2 separate regions of the Homo sapiens genome follow, and region 2 is linked to region 1. Evidence: chromatin loops called from intact Hi-C (ENCODE). Cell type or tissue: MCF 10A. All regions are shown on one strand. Links, peaks and the distances in the headings refer to the core of each region. The heading gives the core; the rest is flanking DNA. Region 1 overlaps DCUN1D4 (defective in cullin neddylation 1 domain containing 4). Region 2 has its middle 60 kb from the start of LRRC66.

The links. Hi-C counts contacts between places; a loop is a spot of excess contacts. Peaks named below come from ENCODE experiments on the same cell type or tissue, not always from the same donor. Only the 100,000 strongest peaks of a DNase experiment are listed, where the experiment ranks them.
Region 2: a loop joins it to region 1, with 2.1 times the contacts of the local background. A loop is called at or near these places in 5 of 110 quality-filtered maps.

Annotation. Positions count from the first base shown.
Region 1 is chr4:51,907,596-51,920,286 of GRCh38, forward strand. It overlaps DCUN1D4 (defective in cullin neddylation 1 domain containing 4), which reads left to right. Exons shown (of 11, transcript NM_001040402.3): 9 at 3,475-3,579; 10 at 5,695-5,797; 11 at 5,934-9,242. The coding sequence ends at 5,989. Among named protein-coding and RNA genes, the nearest start is that of DCUN1D4, 71 kb to the left of the region's middle. In MCF 10A, for the core only: no CTCF peak of the experiment used is centred there; no DNase peak of the experiment used is centred there.
Region 2 is chr4:51,954,347-51,967,037 of GRCh38, forward strand. No RefSeq gene overlaps it. Among named protein-coding and RNA genes, the nearest start is that of LRRC66, 60 kb to the right of the region's middle. In MCF 10A, for the core only: no CTCF peak of the experiment used is centred there; a DNase peak (open chromatin) is centred at 6,365.

The DNA of each region.
Region 1 (12,691 bases), core at 3,026-11,025:
TATTTCTTGATTCCAGCTAGTCTCTCTTGAAAATCTTCTGGGTTTTAATTTTTCCCGTTGAATTTTTTTCTTTGTAATTTTAATAATTCAGGGTTCCTCTTTTCCTCTTTTCATATGTAAGTCTTAAGCTGTAAAGTTTGGTATAAATTGGAAATACATCTTTTGAAATAGTTAGGGGCCTTTGATTTAGCAGATCTGGATACTCAGATGTTTAAAGGTTCATTTTTGTAATATATTTCTATTTACATGTTTACAGTTAACTATTTTGTTTCAGTTGTTAAGTCATTTGTGTCATCTAAGAAAAAAATGCTCAATTGTCACCTTTTAGAGGAGAACCTATACTGAAACAGTAGTATGTGAACAAAGGCACTGGTTTTTTATTTCATACTAGAACTCTAAATCAGATTGTAATAAAATTTCACTGTTCTCTACACTAGCTCTTAGTCTTTAGCTTATGGAGTATATTTATTCCATTTATAAAATATAACGTAGAATATTTAGAGTAGGATCCTTTGGTTTTGCAGCTGTACTATATCATTCTATAACTTCTATTTTTAATCTGCATTAAGGAAGACCACAAAGTAGAATCTAGTTGTATATTGTGGGGGATTGGTATATCTTTCGTGTATAGAGCCTGTTCAGTTTGTATTATTATTTGAAAAATGACACAAAATTCCGTTGCTTTTTATCTTAGTAAATTAAAGTTTATGAAATACCTACATACACATTTTGGGTCAAGAGGTGGGTAGGGAGAGATGTTTTCATTTCCTTCTCCTTTAACCTTGATGGGCCTTCTGGGGATGCTGGTTGGCTCTTGGCAGGCTCTCAAGGTACCTTCTGTCTAATTCTGACCTTGGGATCCAGGAATCTATTGGTCTGCCCCTTGCTCCTTGGTGCTCCATGAGCAGAGAGTCACAGGATTTGTGTTGACAGCGTATAATTTTAATTTCTTACAAAGAGCTTTTGGATGTCTTTACTCCTTGAATTTGTTACGGTGATTTTTTTTTTTTAAATGCCTATAAAGTTGATGGCTGCCTGATAGCATCCTGGGAGATTCATTTCACTTTTAATTGGGAACCCCTTTGCAGAGAATGTCATTAGGATCATTGTTGTCAGAGAACCCCCTGCGAGTGTCTCCAATTTTGATGTTTAGTAGATGTTTGCTGTGGGAGCTCTCGACTGTTGTTCCCGGGAATTTTTAGTGTTTCCAGTCATGGTCATTTGCACATAGCCACAAGTCCACTCACAGGAAATGTTGGTTATCAGTGAGATGCCACTATTCAGATTGTGAGTGCATCCATAATATCTTTCTCTTATTTGCTAGGCCGAAGATGGTGTTAGTGATTGCGAGCTGCTGGCTGGCACCCTTGCAGAGCAGGAGTAAGTGAGTGCTGTTCAGCTTTCCAGTCCTGTGAGTCTGATGCCTTTCCTCCGTGTTTTGGCATCACTGCCAAACATATGCATTGAAATCCTTCATGATCATCAGTTTGTCAGATGATTATATTGTTGCAAAGAGTCTGTCCAGGTCTTTTGTATCTTTTTTTTCTTTTTTGTCACCTTAGTGTATGTCCATTGTGACGGGGACATAGGTATTGATGATGGTGGAAGAAGGCACAATATATATCACAGCAAGACTAGAGATTTGGGGTTTAGTGAATGATTACAAACTCTGCAAAGGGAAAACTCTTCCAGAGCGCCAGTGTTGTCAGCCCAGTGCTGCATAAGCTGTTGTTCAACAAATGGACTTTGGCCGAGTCCTGTGGTGCCGCGTGTGTTTCTCAACAGTTTACTCGTTTATCTTGTGGATTGCTTCATAGTATGGTGTGCTGTTGCCGTCTGCCACACCTGTGTTACAGGGTAAGAGGAAGTTTTCCATTTGCTTGCACAGTGTCATCACAGAAGTGTAAGCCCTTGAAACACAACAAACCAATGCAGTTTGTCTGGCAAAAGGCAGGCAGTCTCTAGATCACCTCTTCTCCTGTCCTCTTCTCCATTGGGAGTGCGTACTGCAGCCCTGAGCAGGACAATACATATGGCCAAGGGACAGGCAGAGAACCCTGTGGAAAGGAGGTCCCACCTGTTTGCATAGAACTGTGGAACTGGGATACACCTGCCCTCATCAGACTTAAGTTATGTGACCTCTGAAAGAAGGGTGATGTGGAGCCATCTGACCTGGTCTATTCATGGACAGTCGTTACACTTCACAACTGAGACCAAAAGGCCAGATCTATTGCACATCTTCCTTAGGCAACAAGTTTCCTTGTCTTCATCTACCTTGATTGTTGTTGTTAAGTGAGGCCCTTACATTTGCTGTATTAAGTCCCAATTCAGGGTCATGGCTAGAAATGGTTTGTATACTAAAGAGTACCTCACTGTTAAGCGTCCTTGCAGTGATGATTTATTTTATCAGGAGGTATATATGGCTGCATATGTGGCTTAGGGTGGTGGTCACAGCATCATCCCTTAATTTGAACATTTAGATTCCACTGCACTGGGCTAGCCAGGCACTTTCTCCCTTTGTAAAAAACTACTTTTACAAATTTCCACTGTAGTTAAGATAACACATGGAGGCTAGCTTTGGATATGTAAGGTATGCTTATGGTCCCAGGCCCTCTATTCCTTTCCATGGAAACTGACCGCTTGTAGTTCTGGAATGGAAGCATATAAGAAAGACGGAAATGAGAAATTAGGATCCTTAATTGCAAATGTAAGTGGAATGAGCTTACCCTGCCCTTATTTAGGTTTATGTTCTTATCTTTTTTTCTGGTGTCCTTATGAAATGTTGTCTTTCACTTGGTTACTAGTTAGGAGTATTTTACTAGGAAATTTACGTCTAAGAAATCTATCTATCTATCTGTCTATTGAAGGACTGTATTGATAGACTTCCTGCCTTCCACCAGAGTGGGTAGATGAATCTATCCTCTGATTTAGAGAGACACTTCAGAGCCCCAGCATTTGGTATGAGCTGAAGTCAATTCCAGCATGTTTAGGTTCAAGAAAAATATTTATCAATGAAATCAAATTGATTTCGTTTTTATTAAGGAAACCTGATTCCTAATCATAGGCATCAAAACCTTTAAGCTCCGTTGAGTTATAGGCTTTATGGTCAACAATTAGGATTTTGATAATTATCATAAATATCAAACAAGCAAGTGATTGAGTTACAAGTTTTTATTAATCCCATGAAAAGCCTGTAGAAACTGCTACGACATAACTAATTGATTTTGCATTAGGGTGATCATTCAGTTGACATAAATCTTTCTCACAGTAAATTTATATAATATCGTAATGCCCAAGCCTTCCATTGTGTTTGACTACCTCCCCTCCCTAACCTTAGTCTGGATGCAGGGTCTTTAAGGTGTATGATAAATGAGCTGTTTACTAATTTCCTGTTGAAGTGAATACACATTTGCAATTATTGGAATTTATTATTTGGGGGCATCTGGCTCATCCTTGTTTTTGTTTGTTAAACAGGAAAAGGACCAGCGCAGCCTAGACATAAACACTGCCAAGTGCATGTTGGGACTGTTATTAGGAAAAATCTGGCCCCTTTTTCCAGTTTTTCACCAATTCTTAGAGGTACCAAATTGTTGTTTTATGAAATGTATGTTTGCTTGCTTGGAACTACCAAATAACTTTATTCACCCGTTGTATGTAATTTTTTGTTTGTTGTACTTTTCTGCCTATGTAGGAATTACGGTGACATAATTGCTGTCAGTCAGCAGCTACCTATCTTCTTGGAGTGCATCTGTGTATGCGTTTAATGTTGTGTTGCTTCATTCCACATTAAAAATGCATCCGAAACAGCCACAGCTCTGTCCTTTTCTCTCTTTTCTCATCCCCATTTTAAAGCTTCACTTTTGTTTAGATTTTCTGTTCTTTGTAACAATAGAAAAAGAAGATTTACTTTCTTTTGACTTTAGATGAACTTCCACTTTTATTAAGCAGAGGTTTAAAAGACAGTCATCTGCCTTCTTACCAAAATTAGTTTGTAGTATGTTCTTATCTACTCTTGTCACCAAGTAACTTGAGGACCTTAGATCAATCTAAGTATTAGGCAGACTGACAATATCTCCTTCAGTTTAAATTGTCTTCAGATCAGTATCAGAACAATCCAGCACTTTATTCCATCATTGTTTGTGTGCTTTTAAGTATTGATGATCAGAAATTCTGAGCTACTGGTTTTGTTGAAGTGTCATTCTGTGGGACCTGGAAGTATATGGGATACAAGTTTGAGTTACTTGGGTTGTCATATATGGCATCCTCCTTTCCCTCCTGCCCCAAGCCCTTCTAAAAAGTGTCCTTTGCTTGCAAGGATGAGGGTGTTGGGTCTTTGAGAAAATGCTGGGCCGTAAGATGACTCTGGCTTCACTCTTGAATAATCTTTCTCACAACTTACTTTATGTAATGGTCCAGAATATTTTTAATATCTGATAGGATTCTTTGAGAACTGTTATTAAAAATTTCTTTTAACATTACTAAGTGGGACTCCTCAAAAATTTAAAAACTAGTTTTACGTAAGTATCTGTTTACCCAAAATAGTCCATGTTGACATATGGTCTGTTCTAATTTCTCTGACAATCCCTTGAGATGAGTTAGCATTATTTGGAAAAATAAATAGAAATAGTTCCCTGTTCTCAGAGAGTTTAGCTGGATTTACACCTGTGTGTAAAGAGTCTTAAGCTGGAAGACCTGGCCTGGAGGAAATCTGACTTTGTGTAATTCCAGGTGCATCATCAACTGTTTCAGGACTGGTTTTTGCTTTTACCTGCTTAGAAAGTTAAACTTGTAGTCTGTGCTTTGTTCTCTCTCTTACATTAGTTTGCATTTTTCTTTAAAAAAGACAGTATTCCTCTCATTTCAGCTTTTCTTGTGTTTGCATCCTCAAAACCATTGACTCAACTCTCTTTGCTTTTTATGTACTTGTATTGTTTTACTATGTTTCTGATTTTAGTGGGGAAGATTTAAAAATCATTGGTTCTGGATTTTATTTATGAATCTTCATACAGGGATACTGTATTTTTAAATAGACACATGGCAAATTTCTCGTCTAAGAGGAATAGAAAAACGATTTCACAGCTATTCTAGCTTCTTTTATGATCAGATTCGAGTTTTGAATTATTAGAACAGTAATTTTTTTCTGTGACAAGAACACCTAATTTTGAGACCACTTGCAGCACTTACCGGATCTCGTCAAGTAACCTGCTGCTGCATGTGCTTTAAGCCGAAGGCTTGGCCATGGGCAGTGCTGGTTATGTCAGGGGTTATATTAATGGGAGCTACTCTTTATTTAGCACTTACTTTGTGCCAAACACTGAATGAAGTGCTTCACATAAATTAGTAAATGATCTCTTTTAATTCTTATAATATCTTTATGAAGTAGATATTATCTGCATTTTATATAAAATGGCTTTTGCAGTTTAGAATTTTCACTTCTGGGGATATATAATCATGTTATTTTGATGTGCTTTCCATTTTGTATTGAGACCCTGTCATATTTTTGTAATGACAATTGTCATCTTAAATTCTACTCTTGCTCTCCCTCACCATCCTCCTAGATTGGTGCTTAACAAACCTCAAACAGAAAGAGTTAACCTTACATGAACTTAATTAAGTTGATTCATAAAGCAATTGAAACCGTCCCATTTGTTCATTTTAAGTGTCAGTAATTCATATTACTTTTCCCTCCATCAGCAATCAAAATACAAAGTTATTAATAAAGACCAGTGGTGCAATGTCCTAGAGTTTAGCAGAACAATTAATCTTGACCTCAGCAACTATGATGAAGATGGAGCATGTAAGTACTGCCGCTACCATTCTGCCATTCGTGTACATTTCTATATCATCCTCATTGGGAAAAGCCTCAGCTACATTACTATTATTATTATTGTTATTATTATTATTATTACTACTGTTTCTCTCTTTCTCTCCAGGGCCAGTTTTGTTGGACGAGTTTGTGGAGTGGTATAAAGACAAACAGATGTCCTAGGACTTTATGCATAGCAGCGAGAGAGTCACTGTTACCACAGTTTTGTCACCCATTAGCCATAAATTGCTGTTTGTATCAAAGCGCATGCTGCTTCTCTTGCACTGTTTCCCTTTCGCAGGGACATGTTGGTGTTTGCTATTGAATTGGCCAGCTCTGCTTGCTGTGTGGCATTGTTCTCTTGGAAGGCTGCTTTGCAGTTTGTATTTACACTACAGATTGGTGAATTTGCCAACGTCCTCACTGTGATTATGTGTATATTGCTGTTTAAATTTTGTATATGTGTATAAAAGGAAAAAGGTTCACCTAGAGATTATTTCTGAAAAATGTATTGTAAAAATAATTTTGTGGCATTTCTAGTCCCTTTTTTTGAATGAACCAATTATACTTTATTTGGTCTCCTATGTAGCATTTCAGAAAACAAGAGAAAACTGTTACCATGAACAAACATTGCCAGAATTAACCTTACTGTTTAAGAGGCCAACTTCTGGAAGGAGGTAGGAGTCATAACTTTTTAGAGGCATATGCCAAATATCATTTGGTATACTTAACAATATTAGTGTTTTAAAATGATGAGTTATAATTATTTGAACATATAGATATGTAACATGCCACAAATCATTTCTACCATGCAAGGTGTATAAGTTGTTTATTTTTTAGTGTTAAAACTATAATAGCTTGAATATAGGTACCAATGAACAAATTCAAATTGCACCTCTTTTCTTAAAAGAATGGGATTTAAACTCTTATAAACATTCTTTAACTTTTTTGTTTGTTTGTTCTCTTTTTTTCCTTTTGCATTCTTCTAGCCAGTGATTGATCTGCTAATGCTTTCTTTGCCACTCTAAGTAAAATTTATTTCACCTCCTCAATGAAAACCTCATGGTTTTGCTGGCTGTTTATAACTGCATCGCACTTCTAGTTGTGGCTTGAATTTTCAGTTAAGCTTTCATGGTATGTAATTTTCCAGCCTTTTGAGAAAACAAGCATACTATAAGTGAGAGCTGTTTTGTTTTCCTTGTTTGTTTGTTTCATGCTAGGCTTTTCCTGGCAGCATGTCCATTGCAGGCAGTGGACAAGAAACCACCAGCATTGAGCTAACCCAGTACATGCTAGGACCTGTCCTAGAGGGGCCACTTTTCATTACCTGAGTTATTTGTACAGAAGGGCAATAGCCATTATTTTTGTGGATGAGGAAACAAGAATAAACAGAATGGTATTTTTAGGTTTGTATTTTATGTCTTTTTTTTTTTTTTTTTTTGCCATTCTTGAGGAAATATAGAGATGACATGTTTTCACCCCAACTATCTGGTGCTATTGAATGACTAATTCAGTCCCTAAAGTTCTGTGAAAACACAAAAGTCTAATGATTTGAGTGAGTAAAAGGTAATGGTGCATTTGAACAAGTAAATGCTGTCGTGGTCAGCAAGATCCGTGATTTGAACATGTGATGACTGGAAAAAGGTTTGGGTTATTTGGAACTCTGGCTAAAACTTCTTTCGGGTGACATGTGATCGTTTAAATGGCATTAAGTGAATAAAGCACACAGACAGTGCTACTCTTGACCACTATTTTACCATTTCTTTGCAAACAGTGTTCACATTTTCATATTTTTTCCCTAACTAAACCACCAAAGAAAGAAATTTTGTATGTATATACAGTGTGTGTGTATACAAAATCATGATATAGTAGAATGCAACTACTTTCTTTTTCTACCAAACGAAAGGTTTTATTTGCTGTGAAATAAACCAGAAGTTTAAAAAACCCTGTAGTGATTAAGCATACTTAACCACTCCTTATTTGTAGATTCACTTTCAACCTTAAAAATTAATACCAGTTTGCATAAACCAATATCTGAAAAGAACAGGAAATGTTAATGGCAAGCAACAGCTATTAATACTGATGTGATGGATGCATTTGTTTTGCAGTGGTGACTGGCCTAGGCAGGTTTGGATCTGTGAAGAATTGATTCATTTTCAAAATTATTCCATAAAGTTAAAAAGTTACACTTTAAAGGCAACAGGTCATACAGTTCTTTAAATCTGATCAACTGTAGCTTTATTTAAAGCAAATATAAATCATAGATGAAGTTATTTTAAACACTATGTTAGAATATAGAGATTTTTAAAAAATGCTGATAAGCACAGTTAATTCTAAAATGAGAGGATTGTTACAGGAGGGAGATGTTACAGTTAATCCACAATCAACATTTTGATGGTAGGGAAAAAACTGCGTAAAAACTATTGCATTATGTATGATAAGAAAGTAAGTATTCCAAAGGGATAATCTTGCATATTAAGAAAACTCCAAATAATCTTTAAACTGCCTTGAAAAATAAACCTCTTTGACTGCTGAGCGGCAGAGTGCTTACCCTTGATTGTCTTGATTTTATATATTTATTTCTAAGGGGAGAAAAAGGGGTCAGACAGAGTAATATGATACATTTTCTTAAAAACTTCTCTAAGTTGCACAAAACTGAACAATCATCAAGCACTTATTTACTGGCTAATGTTGAATAAATTAGGGTGCCTTCATCTGGGTTTTCTTTAGTACCTAAGTCTACAACCCTTTCTCTTTTTCTATTGTGTTTCGAACTCCACATTGCAATACTCTGTTGTCATGGAATACAACCTTTAGATGTTTACTGCTGAAGTAGGTCAGAAATTGTATTATTTGATTTGCCTCAAACATCCACTGTAATGTTACATGCACCTTTTTTGAAGCATGAACTCTGAATTATGTTTTTATAAATCTGACTAGGCAAACCTAGATTCTGGTTTCACAATGGATTTATTTTCTCTCTCAGTCTCCATTTTAACAGTGCTTTTGAAGTTTATACAGAAAGCTTTAAAAGTTAGTTTGTGCCCTTGGTTTTTATTCTTAAAACTGCTAAAATACCTCTGTAAGCCTTATCCTTTATTCTTTCATATGTTGTATAATAAATGTATAGATTTCATTGACCAACTAAAATGTTGGGTGTCTGTAAATGAGACCAAAACGTGGGTTGCTTTTTTCATAAAATAATTTCTATTGGGGGTTACTGTTCAATGACAGCAGGTAACCTATAACTGTGAATGCTTCGTGTCGTCAGTATTTGCATTACATTCATAAAAGTGTGCAAGTCCTGTGACTCCCAGCTTAACTGAAATACTGTTATGCCACCTAACTTGAGTACAGCAAACTGGTTTTAGGTTTCAATGACATTGATGTAAAATGATATCCCATGAATAAAAAGTATTTGTGTTTGGTTTCAGAACAGATGTGTAAATTTTTTCTTCTCTCTTCTGGCTTTCATTTCAAAAACCATTTAAGGTAGTCTTTAAAGCATTTTTTATCCTTTTTTGTTTGTTTTTTTTCCAACTTCTTCTATTGAAAATTTCCAAAGCTACAATAATATAATGAACAACTGTGTACCTGTCACTTAGATTTTCCAGTTGTTAACATTTTACTGTATTTCCTGCCTTACTCTTGGGCTATACGTGTGTGTACTTCTCACATTCTGTAAATAGATTCTGAGAGTAAATTACATTATGACACATCACACCTGTTAATTTGGAATAAGGGCATTCACCTATAACCATGATAAAATGATCACACTCAAGAAGTTTAATGGTGGTACTATACTATAATAAACAGTGCAGATTTAAGTATCTCCATTTGTGCCAGTCATGTTCTTGATAGCTATTATCTTTTTAATCCAGGGATAAGCATTGTATTTAGTTGTTACGCCTCTTTAGTCTCTTTTAATCTAGAACACTTTCAGATACAGTATTTTAAATGTTTTGATTAAAGATAGTGCAGTCACTCCTCAGCCAAATAGTGATTTTAAAAAAACCCACCATGTTTTGTGTATTTCTACACATTGAGCTAAAGAATTAAGTACATAATGTGGGCCACAAGCTAGGCAGGAATGACCACTTTACTACCCTCAAGGCTGCCACGCAATTAGTCTATAAGTGTGTGTTAGCCCTGGCTACCCCTTTCTAAAATTGTCTTACACTATACTAGAATGTAAGCTTTCTGAGGGCAGGACCTCTGGCACGTAGTGGATGGCCAGAAAATGGAAGGAAGCAGGTAACAGAATTTCCTCTCTGGGCAAAGAATTGTCAGGACCTAAGAAACATGTAAAGATTAGAAAATCCAAGAATAAATCGAGGAAGACTTTTGATTTTTATACGCTTGAAAGCAAGAGAGAGGAAGTAGAAAATAAGATTCCTTAGAATCCAGGTGCACGCTGTTAAAATTGTCAATGTGGATGATTCTTTAAACCATAATTTGGGCCAAAAGCTGAGCATCACACCAAGAAAATATCTCTGCTTCTAGACATCAAGAAAGAGAGGTGGAGATAAAGGAAAAAACTTAATCCCGAATTGATAGGAGTGAGAGACAACAAACCTTAGGACAGGGAATTCTTAACTTGTGGCAGAGCAAACAGTAGAAACTCATGAGACGTGTTATCCAATAATAGAAAATAGGAACATGAGATTTATTCCACTAGACAGTACTAGGACTCTACATGTAAACTCATGGGAATTGAAATAAAGTTCTCTGCTGTAATTGGAGCAAGATAGACTGAGGAGAGAGTAAACCACGAATGCTGGCTCAAGACAAAAAACCTAGCAGAGGTGCATTGCAGACATACCCATGAAGGAAAAACTTACACAAGGTCACCCTAAAGGAAGGACATTGTTAAGCCCTTTGAAATAATGGGGTGGAGAGGAAAATGAACTGAAAAAATGAAAAACACCCACAGGAAGAAATCAAAGACGATTGTGTCAACCCCAGGGCTACAGAAGTGAGGAATAAAATTGGCTATTTCCGGACACTGACTTTCTTGATTTGTTGAACATACGTGAAAGCAGGACATGCCATGGTCGCTGGTTGCATCAAATAGAAATGACTCATTGGAATGTTACCTCCAAATCCTTACATGAAGAGTAAGCAAAAGATGAAAGCTTTTATGATTCCTTTAGAAAAGAATTGCTTTTGGGACTTTATCATAGCTAGAAAAAAAAAAAATATATCAAGCGAAGAAATAACACATCAAGCTTTCTGGCCCGGTAAGGCAGAAGGTAATTCAAAATCGGGCATGTTCACCACTTTTGGCACATTCAGCAGAAAAATGTTTAGTTTTTTCTCTGCCAGAATTTGTTCCTAGCATTTATTTCCAATTGCCTTAACGAAAATAAAATCATCCCATGTATAGAAGTACTTGCTTAGAAATCATGGTGAATTAGTACGTAGGCTATGCTGAGAATAATAATTGGAAACTGAAAAACAAAGATTGACTATAGTAATTAAATGGAAACTTTAAAAACCATCATTTAAAATGTAAATCTCTTCTCCAATAAGTGTATTCGGTCCTTTGAAAGAAACTCCTTTGCAATCACTCTCTGAAAAATATAGATTGTAAAGAATCCTGGCTGTGAGAAAGGAAGCTGAAAAGGGTTTGTTTTTCCCTCTGACACTTTCCAGCAGAGACATCTCAGAATTGCCTAAGTGTGAATATCTAAAATTACAAACTAGTGTTCTCTAGAAATCTTAGGATACATGTGTGATGATAAAGAGAGCTACAGCTGTACTCATTACCAGTGAAATAACTCATGAAAAAGTTTTGGGCCAACTTTCGATAGCATGTTGAAAGCCACTGCGTTTTCTTTGTCTCTACTTGCTTATTGTTCATTTTTGCTTCATTACCTATGGTGGCTTCTCTGTATCCCATAGTGAGAGTAGGGCCTGGACAAGGTTTGTAATCCTATCACACTTCCAAAATTATTGAATAAAATAATAGATGCCTTCTAGCAACCTGTTCCATGTGTCTGTGTTCTGTGTGTCTCAAAGTGCTCATAAATCCTTCAAGTCCTTATTTTGCCTACATCAGGGTTGATTTTCAGATTCTCAATATAATCATTGTATCAACAAACTTTAATTGTGTGTTAGGCCGAATTCCTATGTGAAATTGGTAACACAGGCATTAAAGTTTACAAGAGTGCATAGAGGAAACTGGAATAATAGAAAATCAACAGACTAAAGAATTAGGAAAGACCTATGAATGGGAGGCCTATGCCCACTGAGTGTCAGTGCCTTCAGACACTTAGCAATGGTAGACCAGAAACACACCAACTGGGTTAGAGCTGAGAGTTCCTTTTGGAGAGTAAGGTACAATAGGAAGAGATCAGGAATCGGTGTAGGGCTCTCCTTAGATGCCACAGTGCACACTCATGGATCTGGTTTTGATAGTTGATGCTCCAGCACCTGAATGGGTCAGCAAGCTCTAATGGGTTTTAGAGATGTAGTCAAGAAGGCCAGTTGGTTGCTTATTGATATCATTTAGCTCCTTTGAGAAAAAGTGTCCAGACAATGTGCTTTACACTGATCTCCTTGAACACCTTTCAACACTTACGTGAAGTATGTAGAGGAACCTGAAGTTGAGGGAATTTAAATAACTGGTCTAAAGTCACATAGCTGGAAAGTTGGGAAGCTGAGGTTGAAGCTAAAGTCTGTCTCCACCCCAGCACCTTGGGGAGCCCCAAGAGATAAACCAAAGTTTGACAAGAGCCAAGAAGATTGAGGTCTGTAAGTGTGTTTGCTGTCTAGCTCATTCAAGGTCTCCTAGTGCCCTTAACAGGAAATCCCCTCTCTCCAACCCAAGGCCCTGGCATCCACTGAGTTCTAATTTTTTCTCATTTGCTGGGATGTCATATA
Region 2 (12,691 bases), core at 2,774-10,773, 46 kb after region 1:
ACGTACCTCTTTCCTCTCCACCTTCCACCATGATTGTAAGTTTCCTAAAGCCTCCACAGTCATGCTTTCTGTACAGCCTGTGAAACTGTGAGTCAATTAAACCTCTTTTCTTTATAAATTACCCAGTCTTAGGTAGTTCTTTATACCAATGCTAGTGCTATACTGGAATGTCTGGAGAAGAGCAATGAGATCGTTCTGCCCCAAAATGCTCTGGCATTTTGGGTCTGTGATAGGTGGGCAGACCCAAAAGTCTCTGAAATGACTTCAGGGTCATTGTTTCATTGTCTTGATGAACAGCATCTGTTATCCCTCTGATTCATACTAATCTCCTTATCACATGATCACTTGGTCACACCCTTGATCTTCTCTCTTGAACATGCTTCTTCATTCTTTACATCATGGCCAGGCTAAGACTTCTCCAAATCTTTAAGTTTTGCTTCCCTTTTGATTATAAATTCCATCTTTAATTAGTTTCTCCTCACGATTTACTATAAGCAGTCAAGGGAAGTCCTGTCATGCCTTGAGATGAAATTTCAGGTTGAAATAATGCATCATATACTGTTTAAAGATGTATTATACACTGTTATCTTTCAGTGAAAGGAAGTGTTTAACAAACAAGCACTTGTCAAACTGAAATAATCAAAAGAGTCAGGATCCAGTTTTAAAGAGTTTCTTCACGTGAAAAGCTAGGAATGGATATTCTGGGACACAAAACTCCAGAGGAACAGGGTCAGTTCTCCAAAGTTGAAAGTTAATTTCTTGCATGTATAGGAAGAACACAAAAAAATTTTAACAGGGTTACAAAAGGTTCTATACAAGACTAATTTAAGAATTATAATAAATTAATTACAGTCCCCCTTCCCCTTGAGGATTGTTTTCTCTTTTTTATATAGCTTGTCTTCGTTTCCTTTACAATTTAAAATAATTTAAGGCAATGTGATAGCCATGAAGTCTTTGTTTAAGACGGGTAAGAGAGAAGTTGGACTGTCATAAAAGTCAACCCTGGAGAGGAAAGAGGGTCTTCCCTGGTACCCTTAGGCCATTTACAATGTTTTATAAAACAATGCAGGTAAGGGAAAAGTCTTAATCTATAATCAAAGAAACAAAAGATTACAGCTTCCTAGGTTATAGCTGCCTGTCATAGTGACTCAGGTTCCATAATCATATTTTTCTAAGGCTCAAAATAACTTAGAGTTCCAACATCTTAGATTTTTCAAAAGTTTATTCACCTATTTTTAAAAGGACGGTGTCTCACTATGTTGCCCCGGAGATGGTGTCTCAAATTCCTGGTCTCAAGTGATCAGGTCCTGCCTTGGCCTCATAAGAGCTTAGATTTTGAATTAATTATTTCAAAATTTTGCTTAGATATTTCTTCTACCAAATATCCTAGTTCATCACTCTTAAGTTCTACCTTCCACACAACACTAGAACACAAGTACAATTTAACCAAGTTCAGTTCCACTTTATAATAAGGATGCCCATGAGGAGCATGTTATTGGAAACTGGAGGAGAGGTCATCCTTGTTATAAAGTGGACCTTTCTGAGATCTACTGTTCATATTTCTACCAATATTCTGATTATGAAATCTTAGGGAATCTCTAAGAAGATTAAGATGTTTTCTCCAGCTCTCCTGTTTTTCTGACCCTCACCAGAGTTACCCTTTATAGTCCATTCACAGCAATACAGGCTTTTTCCAGCATGCACTTCAAAACTGTTCTAGCCTCGGCTGGGCGTGGTGGCTCACACCTGTAATCCCAGCACTTTGGGAGGCCGAGGCAGGTGTATCACGAGGTCAGGAGATCGAGACCATCCTGGCTAACATGGTGAAACCCCGTCTCTACAAAAATATAAAAAATTAGCCAGGCATGGTGGCACACACCTGTAGTCTCAGGTACTCAGAGGGCTGAGGCAGGAGAGTGGCATGAACCCGAGAGGCAGAACTTGCAGTGAGCCAAGATCACGCCACTGCACTCCAGCCTTGGTGACAGAGCGAGACTGTCTCTACCTGTTACTCAGTTACAAACCTTTATCCACACTTTAAGATACATTTTACAATTTATTAAAGCAGCATCCTACGTCTCAGTTTCTATCTCAGCCTGTTCAAGCTGCTATAACTAAATACTTTAGACTGGTAGTTTATAAACAAGAGAAATGTATTGCTCAAAGTTCTGGAAGTTGGAAAGTCCAAGATCAAGGCTCCAGCAGGCTTGATGTCTGGTGAGGGCTGTTCTTGGTTTCATACATATGGCACCTTCTATGTATCCTCACATGGTGGATGTGTTGCCAGAAAAGGAATCTTGATCCAGACCCCAAAAGAGGGTTTTTGGATCTTGTGCAGAAAGGAATTCAAGGTGAGCCACAGAGTGTGGTGAGAAGAGAAAGTTACTCAGATACAGAGTACGACATCCTCAGAAAACAAGAGGAGGAATGCATGGCCTTTGTTTTATATTCTTCTTATGTAGGTTTTTGTTTCTTTTAATCAACTTAAAAGCTAAGCTAAGTTACGACTATGTGTGGATGGGCTGACAGTATGAAAAAATGTATTACTTTGTTGATATAAAGAAGGTTATCCTTGGCATTTTAGTGCATAAGTACATCAAAGAATGACTATAATAATCTTAAAAGCATATATTGTTATATAATATTCGGACATCTGGACATTCTGCTGTTGTAGGAGTTTGTGCTTGTAGTCATTATTAGGCAGCTTCCTTAGCCATAAACATCTTATTACCATGGGTTGTGACTGGCAGGGAATGTGCCTTGCTAGTTTTAAGATGGGATGGGTTTTAAAACGGGTCATCCTGGCTGTCCTATTCTTCTATTTCCCTAATAGATGGGGAAAATAGGCTTTCTCAAGCCTATTTTATAAGGGAACTAATCCCTAATCACCTCCCAAAGGCCCCACCTCTTAATAATATTACATTTGAGATGAAATTTTTACATATGTTCATTTTGAGGGAACACAGTCAGACCACAGCAGAGGTAGCAATCAAGTAAGACATGGATAATAACAATAGCAACATAGGAAACTGTATGCCAGATGTTCCCTGGGTATTGCACATACATTATGTCATTTAACTCTCACTACAATCCCATGGGGTAAGTACTATTGTCTTCCCTATTGTATGGATGAGTATCTAGGGCTTAGAGAAACAGTTGGCTTGGGAAGGGAAGGAGACGCTGATTTGTACTGTCTCCCATTTTCCATGGTGTAAAATATCACTATTCTGAGGTGTTAAGTGAGGTACTTAAGTTAGGTTAGGTGTTATCCAGTTTTGGCACAGTAAAGGGGCATTTAGATAGGAATGGTGACAAAATTAAGTTTATTACTCACAGATCCCAAGAGTGGAAGGCAGCACAGACCACAAGAGGGGACCTTCCAGGACGTGTAACCAGTCGGGGAAAGAAAGGGAGGGACCTGTGGGCTGAAGGCTTTATGGGAGTCCAAGACATTACCTAGGTGGTTTCGTGTGACAGATTTGGACTGGTTCATTTTCAGGTGGGGTATGGCTAGGTTTGGGAATTTGGGAGTTACATTCTTGGGTTCACCAGACTTAATGAAGAAGTAAGGTGGTCAAGTGGTTCAAGGTATGGCCTTATCTATCTAGAACATGAAACTGGGAACTGGGTACACAGACTGTCTTACAATATGTAGGCCAAAGGTGACAAGCCAGGGACACAACGAGCAGACGGATGCCAAGGCCGCATTAATGCAAATGAGAGTTATGACAATCACCATAGCTAATTTCAAGCTACCAACACAATGTCACTGAAAGTAGGATTGGAAAGAGATGCACAAAATTTGCTCCCATGTGCCAGTTAGCCATCTTTAGTACGTGTCTGCTTAGTTAAACAATTTCCTCAAAAGCACTTCTCTGCACATTAATGGCAAAGCCAGGCTCAATCCTTGGTCTCACCCTGAAACACCTCTTAATCATTGCACTATAGCACCTCTTTGTTAAGCCACCCAGGATTTAAAACAAATCCACTTTGGAATGCCAGCAGTAGCAAAGAAGGGGAAAGGACGGATTAGAGAAAGCACTCTAAAAGACAAAGTTTTCTAATTTTTTTCAGCCCAGCAGCCCTAAAACCAGAGTTCAAAGATCAATGATCAATTAGTATCCAGCTGCCAAAAGATAATAGTGCTTTAAGCTTAGCAGAAAATCATGTAAACTCTTCTCTGGGAAGAGATTTCCTAGGGAGAATTAAGTAGCAGTACTAACAGAATTCATTTGGGAGGAACTGAGAAAACTTTCATGTTTAATCCATAGATTTGCAGTTAAAGCTGTGGGGTTGAGCACAGAGGGGTAACAATATAACATCTCTTGAGATTATGGGATTAAAGAATCAGGTATTTGTAGGTATTTCAAAGTGAAACTCAGTGGGGGTTGTTGCAGGGGGGTGCTGGGGGGTAACTTCCAAATTCTTCTGTGTCGTCTTCTATACTCAAACTTGTTGATTGCAGTAAAAGCTCTGGCTTTATTGAGCCATTGGCACATGGTGCTTAATTTGATGTATATGGTGCTCAGTGTGGCACATTGGAAAGAGCTTTGAACTGGATCCTAGTCTCAGCTTTGCCATTACTGGGCTGGCTGACTTAGGATATACTATGCTGGGCCTGTTTTTGCCATTTGTAACTCAAAAGGGTTGGACTAGATTGGTTTTTAAAGTCTGTTCCAACTCTATAAGGTTTCAATTTTGTGACCCTTAAATATTTTCATGTCCTAAGTGATATGATTCATGAAGAAACTTTGAAGAAGCAAAATTAACTTGGACACAGAATAACCATAACAGTAAACATTTCTATGGCACCTCTTAGTGCCAGACACTGTTGTAAGTGCTTTACCCATGTTAAATCATGAAATCTTTACAACAATCATTTGAAGTAGGTAATATTATTAGCTCCATTTTACAGATGAGGAAACTGAAACAAAAAGTATTGCATAAGCCAATGCATAGGGGCTTTTCTAATCCTTACTACATGGATGAAGAAACTAGGGCTCATAGGCAGTAGTGTGCTGCTAGCTTGTGGCAGAGATGGAACAGGTCCTGTGGGCTGGCAGCAGCTCCATGAATGGGCCCAGGAGCACGTGGCTAGGGGAACCTGGGGAGGCAGAGAAATGAGGCCCAGTCCACTCTCATCCTGGGTCATTATGGGATAAACCACACCACAGTGGAGGAGACAGCAGCTGTGGACAGCTAGCTTCCAGCCCCCATCTCCTTCACTGCACTGCATTGCAGGGCTTCCTTAGCTGTGGTAGCCCCAGGTTGGTGAGGTGGTGGGTGTCTGAGGTGGTCGCCTTCCCAGAGTCCTGATGCTGTCAGCATTTTCCTGGTCTGCTCTAACCCACATGCTTACCTCTGCATTGAGAAAGGCCATCTCACTTCCTCTCTTATCACCTCCCACAATCCCTCAAGGCCCGAAGGGGCAGGTTCTAAACTTTCCCTCCCATTATTTCATATCTTCTTATCCTCAACAGCAAGCCTGTTGTCCAGGCATTATGGGCAGAAAAGGGATTTTCCCTATTCATTGGAAGACACTGTGCATTCAGTTTTCTGAGACTGGCTCTGGACCTGTTGGGAGATGCGATGGCCATGTAGGTCCCCACGAGGTCTTATGGGTGTGCTGAGTGTGTGGCTCTCACTCCTGTCCTGGCCACTCCTCAGGGTTATGTTTGCAGGGAGTAGCCTGAGGGATGAGGAAACATCTTACCCTAGACAGAGAGCAGGCTTGCTGTGAAAGAGCTCTCCCTAAACTCAGTGATTCCTTGGCCATGACACAAATCATTCTCATCCTGCTCCTGTCTATTTTGTGAATTTGATGAGGTTTACTGAAATACTTTGGCAGTTGATTTGTAGCATTTGTCACTTTTCTTACTGTACGCAGCTTTAATCTGTAGTTGTGTTTGAGCCAGAACATATACAAAGCCAGGTGGTTAAATGTTTCTAGAAAGAACTAGTTGTTTATTGGCTTCCTGGCTCCAGACAATCTGATTCATGATTTAATATGACCTCCTACAGACTAGCAGGAGGAAGATGAAGCACTGTGAACCCTGCTTACTTTTAAAGTTTGCAAGAGTTTTTGTTTGTTTGTTTGTTTGTTTGTTTATGCCAGGGGTAGGCACTTTTCCTCGAAAAGATTGTTTTAAGGTAACAAAGTGGACAAAGGTCACATGTTAAATGCAAGAAGGTATTTGGTAGGCTGACTGCACCCACTGTCCCAGTTTTGTGGAATGAGCCATTGTACCAAGACAATTATGTAAACCTGCTCCTTGCCCTTAAGGAATGGTAAAACGCCAGGCAGACCCGTTGATGAGACCACAGAGGATTATAATAAACGCCTTCCACTGCTGTGTGACTGAGCCTTTGGGCACGTGTGTCATGCAGAAATTGGGGTTGTGCCAAAGTGTAGGTGAAAAGCCCAGGCAAGTACAGGACTTTGGTTGAAGCACTGCAACATGCCAAGGAAGGTATGAAGACTCAAGAGACTAAAGTGAAGTCAAGGGTGAGCTAGATACCACCAGGGACCTAGAATCCCCAGGAATTCTTACCCAATTCCTTTAATAATACAATGACAGGTGTGTTTCCTTTCACCAAAGCATATAAAAGTTGGATCAAAGCAGCCACCTCCCAGTGGTGAAAATTGTCACTATTTGGTAGCTCCTCCTCTACTGAAATTTTGTGAAAATGTTTTAAGTGAAGAAAAAGACTGAGACTCAAGGATAGTAAACATTCTGCTAAGTTTTCAATTTTTTGGAACATGGAGATCCTTCCCACAAAATCACATAAAGTCATTAACAGAGTCAGGCATGGTGGCTCATGCCTAGAATCCTAGCACTTTGAGAGGCCAAACCGGGCAGATCATGAGGTCAGGAGATTGAGAACATCCTGGCTAACATGGTGAAATGCTGTCTCTACTAAAAATACAAAAATTTAGCCGTGTGTGGTGGCGGGTGCCTGTAGTCCCAGCTACTTGGGAGGCTGAGGCAGGAGAATGGCATGAACCTGGGAGGCAGAGGTTGCAGTAAGCCAAGATTGCACCACTGCACTCCAGCCTGGGTGACAGAGTGAGACTGTCTCAAAAAAATAAATAAATAAAATAGAAAATAAAGTCATTAATAAAGGAGATTGAATGCATTTTTCTTCAGTCCTTTCTGAATTTGGACAGTCTGAGACCTCATTCCCATCACTAATATGTGTGTCCTTTCTAATATAGTATGTTGAAAAGCATTGTTTCTATTTGGTTTATCTGGAGTCCAAATTTATTTGTTGAATCCACAAATGTTGACTGAGCACCAGTATACTGTGTGCCAGGCACTGTCCCTAGCCCAGGAGATGCTGTAGCAACCAAGACAAATGAGATTTTTACCTTTATTGGGAAGACCAATAATATACAAGGAAACACTTAAAAAAACAATAGTTCTGTAGATCATTTTAGGGGGTAGGAAGACAATAAACACCAAAACATGATAGAGAATGCTTTGAGATGGGTGTGCTACTTTAGACAGGGTAAAATGGAAAGGTCTATGTGCACAGGTGAGATTTAATCTGAGATCTTTATTACAATAAGAAACTGGGCTAGGAAATACAGACAGCACATTCCAAGCAGAGGAAATGGCAAACATAAAGGCCCTGTAGTGGCCCCAGTTGGGATATTCCAGGAGCAGAGATAAGCTACTGTGGCTGAAGTGGTGAAACACAGAGAATAGCAGACTGGCAAGGTGGTGGTGGGGCAGGTCACACAGGGTGTTGTGGTCCCAGGAAGAAGCTGAGTTGAAAGATTTTCTACAGGGCAGCCACATGATCTGGCTACCCAGTGGAAAGTTCTGCTTTGTAAAGAAAATGATATTTATTTGTGAATGGGCATTGTAATGAGAATATACATGCCATAGTAAACTATGTGAATATTCAGGACAGTAAAGGAAGACAAAGTGTTTTAATGTAAAAATGAGGAGGATTACATAATTGTTTTGAGACAATTACTGTCAGCTACAAGGATCAATAAGATGGGCAGTGCCAGTTTCAGGTTGGACAGGCAGTTATTGGGTAGATGTCCTTGCAGAAGTATTTTTGGTGTGTAAGACTTTGATGGAAAGGTTGTGGTATTTGCAGAATCTTTCGTGATAGTTCTTGTTATCTGGCATTCATGCACAAAAACCCTGCATGCCTTCATGGCCTTCTCTGGCTCCATTTTGTCAGGGATTTTAACATAAGTGACTCCATTTTTATTTTGACAACTTTCACAATGGAAACTTGTGTGTGAAGGGCTGGCCTTTCCAGCCCAACTTGCAAAGTCCTACACGCTGGATCTCTGTGCCATCTGCTGACAGGGAGTCTGTGGGAAGATAGTACTTCTTGAAAAGTTCAGCCTCCTGCATGCCCATGGAGTTCTTCAGTTTCATGGTTGCTGCTTTAGGGCCTACTAAGATTTGGGCATTCTCCTTTCTCATTCTTCTTCTTCTTCTTTTTTTTTTTTTTTTTTTTTGAGACAGGGTCTTGCTCTGTTGCCCAGGCTGGAGTGCAGTGGTGCAATCATAGCTAACTGCAGCCTCTGGCTCCTGCACCAAGTGATCCTCTCACTTTAGTCTCCCAGTAGCTGGGACTATAGGCATGTGCCACCATGCCTGGCTATTTTTTTTTTTTTTTTTTTTTTTTTTTTGTAGAGACAGGGTCACAACATGTGTTGCCGAGGCTGGTCTCTAACTCCAGGGCTCAACTGATCCTCATGCCTCTGCCTCCCAAAGAATTAGAATTACAGGTGTGAACCACCAACCACACCCAATCCTGTTCTTTTGAAATAAATAATAAGGCAGAGGTTCAAAGCTAGCAATGTTTTAATGGAGAATAACGAAAAGCAATCTGTGCATTCACAGCCAGGTTTCACAATTTTTTAAAGGAAAACATTTCATATTTTGTGTGATGATAATCTTATTTATACAGAAATGAATGCACATTTGCATTTCTTTCGGTGTGTTGAATTTTGCTCACGTATTGCAGCTTATAATATTACATACTCAAAGATAAAATTTCCATATGCTTTCATCTGTAGATTTGGACTGTCCAAAGTGGTTAGGACTTCATAAACTAAATGTAAATAAAAGCTGGTTCATGAATTTGCAAATTGATTTTTCTTCTACTGCTTCACATAGGGCCAGAGCCCATTATATTCTAGTAGTTTGGGATGTAATTTAACATCTATTATTTAGATATGTGATCTAAACAACACATTGGCATTACTTCTGCATAAATCCATATATTACTTTAAAATATGGACAAAAGTCTTGCATGCATATAGTCCCCACCTCCCTAGGCTCTCACTTTTACTTCCTCTCCTCCATCCTTCCCTTCCCAAACACGGAGTTGATCTCTCTGGACAGCATATGTTTGTACTTTTGGTGTACAAGTTTGTCTTGGTGAGTCTTTCCCATGGGATTCTAAGCTCTTTGAGGGCAGGACTGTATTGCTGCAGCCCCTACCTCCATTCTGTCTCATACCTCACTCTCCTCCCATGGCTTGCTTTGCATTTTGTGCAGTAGATGTGTTCGGTTGAATTGAGTGGTAAATATTTTCCATGCGTGTGTGTACAATTGAGCAAGCCAATGTAGTGCTTATGTTATTTTTTTTTAAAAATGCATCATAGAGTTAACTGAAAGTAATTCCTTCCAGGCTGCTGAAGTCAGCCACAGTAACAGCAGCTGCATTTTGAAGCTGTGGGGATGGTAGTGGTGGAAATTACGGCATGGAAGGCTCTCAGGAAGCCTCATCTTTTGAAACTCTCCAAGCTTTTACATAAACCACAATCTCCCTGCAAGTGACTCTCTGCTTCTGTGCAAGAAAACACTTTTGCAAGTATTTTGTTTTTTCATGTTTAGTTTTGTTTTTCTTTGGCAACTGCAGGCAGGACTGAATGTTCTGGGTTTTCTCCCCCCTGTATTTGGGTGTGAGTGAATTTACACTTTTACTGTTTTGTAAATCATTGCCTAGGCTTTGACAGAGGCACTTTTGTAGGCAGGGGTGGTATGTGCTTAGCACCTCATGCAGAACATACCAGACATGTAATCACTTCTTTGCTGCAGAGGATGTAACTCAGCAATATTCGCTTTCCTCCACCCTAGCTGGAACTGCAGAACCTTTCTGTACATTACATGGAAGATTTTTCAGTTCATTTTATTTGAATACTAAAGTAGGATTGCCAGATAAAATACATTCACCCAGTTGGATCTGAATTTCAGATAAACAGTGAATAACACATTAGTATAAATAGGCCCTAAATATTACATGGGAAATACTTAAATACTAAAAAAGTATTTATTGTTTGCATAGTATTCCATGGTGTATATGTGCCACATTTTCTTAATCCAGTCTATCATTGTTGGACATTTGGGTTGGTTCCAAGTCTTTGCTATTGTGAATAGTGCTGCAATAAACATACATGTGCATGTGTCCTTAGCAGCATGATTTATAATCCTTTGGGTATATACCCAGTAATGGGATGGCTGGGTCAAATGGTATTTCTAGTTCTAGATCCCTGAGGAATCACCACACTGACTTCCACAATGGTTGAACTAGTTTACAGTCCCACCAACAGTGTAAAAGTGTCCCTATTTCTCCACATCCTCTCCAGCGCCTGTTGTTTCCTGACTTTTTAATGATCACCATTCTAACTGGTGTGAGATGGTATCTCATTGTGGTTTTGATTTGCATTTCTCTGATGGCCAGTGATGATGAGCATTTTTCATGTGTTTTTTGGCTACATAAATATCTTCTTTTGAGAAGTGTCTGTTCATATGCTTTGCCCACTTTTTGATGGGGTTGTTTGTTTTTTTCTTGTAAATTTGTTTGAGTTCATTATAGTTTCTGGATAACCTACTCATCTGAATAGATATATTTTTATATATTTATATTTATATAAATAATTTTTTTCAGAGAGAGAAAAATATAATTATATAGAGAGACATAGAAAGAGAGGAGGTACATGTGGCAGAAATGTTAGTGAATGTAAAAATAGTCAATGAAGGTACAGCTCTAGGTTTTCCAGAGGTGTATTCAGGTAACTACTACTTACATGGTCATAAAATTGAATTTGTCTGCAAAATTAGCCTTTAAATCAATGAGCTAAAATAAATGACTGCAATATTAAAGACAAGTATAGAGAAAGATGACTTTGCATGAATTCAAATAATTTATGGAAAATAGCTAGTATTAATAAAATGTTCTCCTTTCCCATAATAGACAGTGAAAGAATAATTTTTGTTGTTTTTGTGGTTCATTTTGGAACTTTATATCTTATTTGAAAAGCATTTCTAATCCCTACACCAAGACCCAGGCAAAGTTGTAGGGACCATTGGGTCCCATTCCTCCCAGCTACATCTGCATTGAGTGAGTCACAGTGCTCAACTTAGAATCGATTAAGTCTCTGCTAAATCTCCTTGTTTATTAGTTAAAACCTAGCTGCTTTTCATGAAAACTAAAGAGTCAACTCTATTTACTTTAATTTGATGAGATCATTTGCCAGATCAGGATTATTTGAAATTTGACCTTTCCTTGAGTTCTGTTTTATATGTGATACTTGAATGTAGAGGGTAGGATAAATGTACAAAACATGATCCTTGCTCTCAGTGACCTTGCCATCTAGATGCTGGAGGACACAGGTTACACTAGCCCGAGGACTGAAGTTTTAGTTCCAGAGATGAAATTGGAAGCAGGTTCTTTTTCCTTTCCTTTCTCTCCCTCCCTTCCTCCTTCCCTCCCTCCCTCCTTTCTTCCTTCCCTCCTTCCCTCCTTCCTTCCTTCCTTTCCTCCTTCCCTCCTCCCTCCTTCCTTCTCCTTCCCTCCCTCCCTCCTTCCTTTCCTCCTTCCCTCCTTCCCTCCTTCCTTCCTTCCTTTCCTCCTTCCCTCCTCCCTCCTTCCTTCCTTTCTTCCCTCTCTCCTTTTCTCCTTCCTTTTTTCCTTCCCTCCCTCCTTTTCTCCTTCCTTCTCTCCCTCCTTTTCTCCTTCCTTCCCTCCTTCCTTTTCTTTCTTTTTTTTGAGGCAGGGTTTCACTCTGTCATACAGGCTGGAGTGTAGTGGCATGATCTCAACTCACTATAACCTTCATCTCCTGGGCTCAAGCTATCCTCCCACCTCAGCCTCCTGAGTATCTGGGACTACAAGTATGCACCACCAAGCCTGGCTAATTTTTGTATTTTTTGTAGAGTGAGGTTTTGCAATGTTGCCCAGGCTGGTCTCAAATTCCTGGACTCAAGGGATCCACCCACCTCAGCCTCACAAAGTGCTAGGATTACAGGCGTGAGCCACCACGCCTGGCCATGTTCTTTTTTCTCTAAAAGAGTGGACCTTTATGCCACCCCACAAAGAATGAGTAAAACCCAGCAAGTTTCAATGCCATCTCTAGCCCTTTCAGACAGAGCATAGTAGAGTATTCTCAAAGAAGGGAAGGTATTCTATGGTGTATCTGTACCACCATGGCACACATTTACCTATGTAACAATCCTGCATGTTCTGCACATGTGTCACAGAATTGAAAGTAAAATAAAAAAGAAGAAGAAGAAGAAGGAAAGGGAGAAGGAGTTGTTCTGATAACTTGAGACTTCCAAGCATTAGCAGTGGGACCCAATGCACATCCTGTTGCCTTGAGCCACTCTGCAGAGAAAGGCAGAGAACCCTGTCTATTTATGGGGTCAGTGGTGTA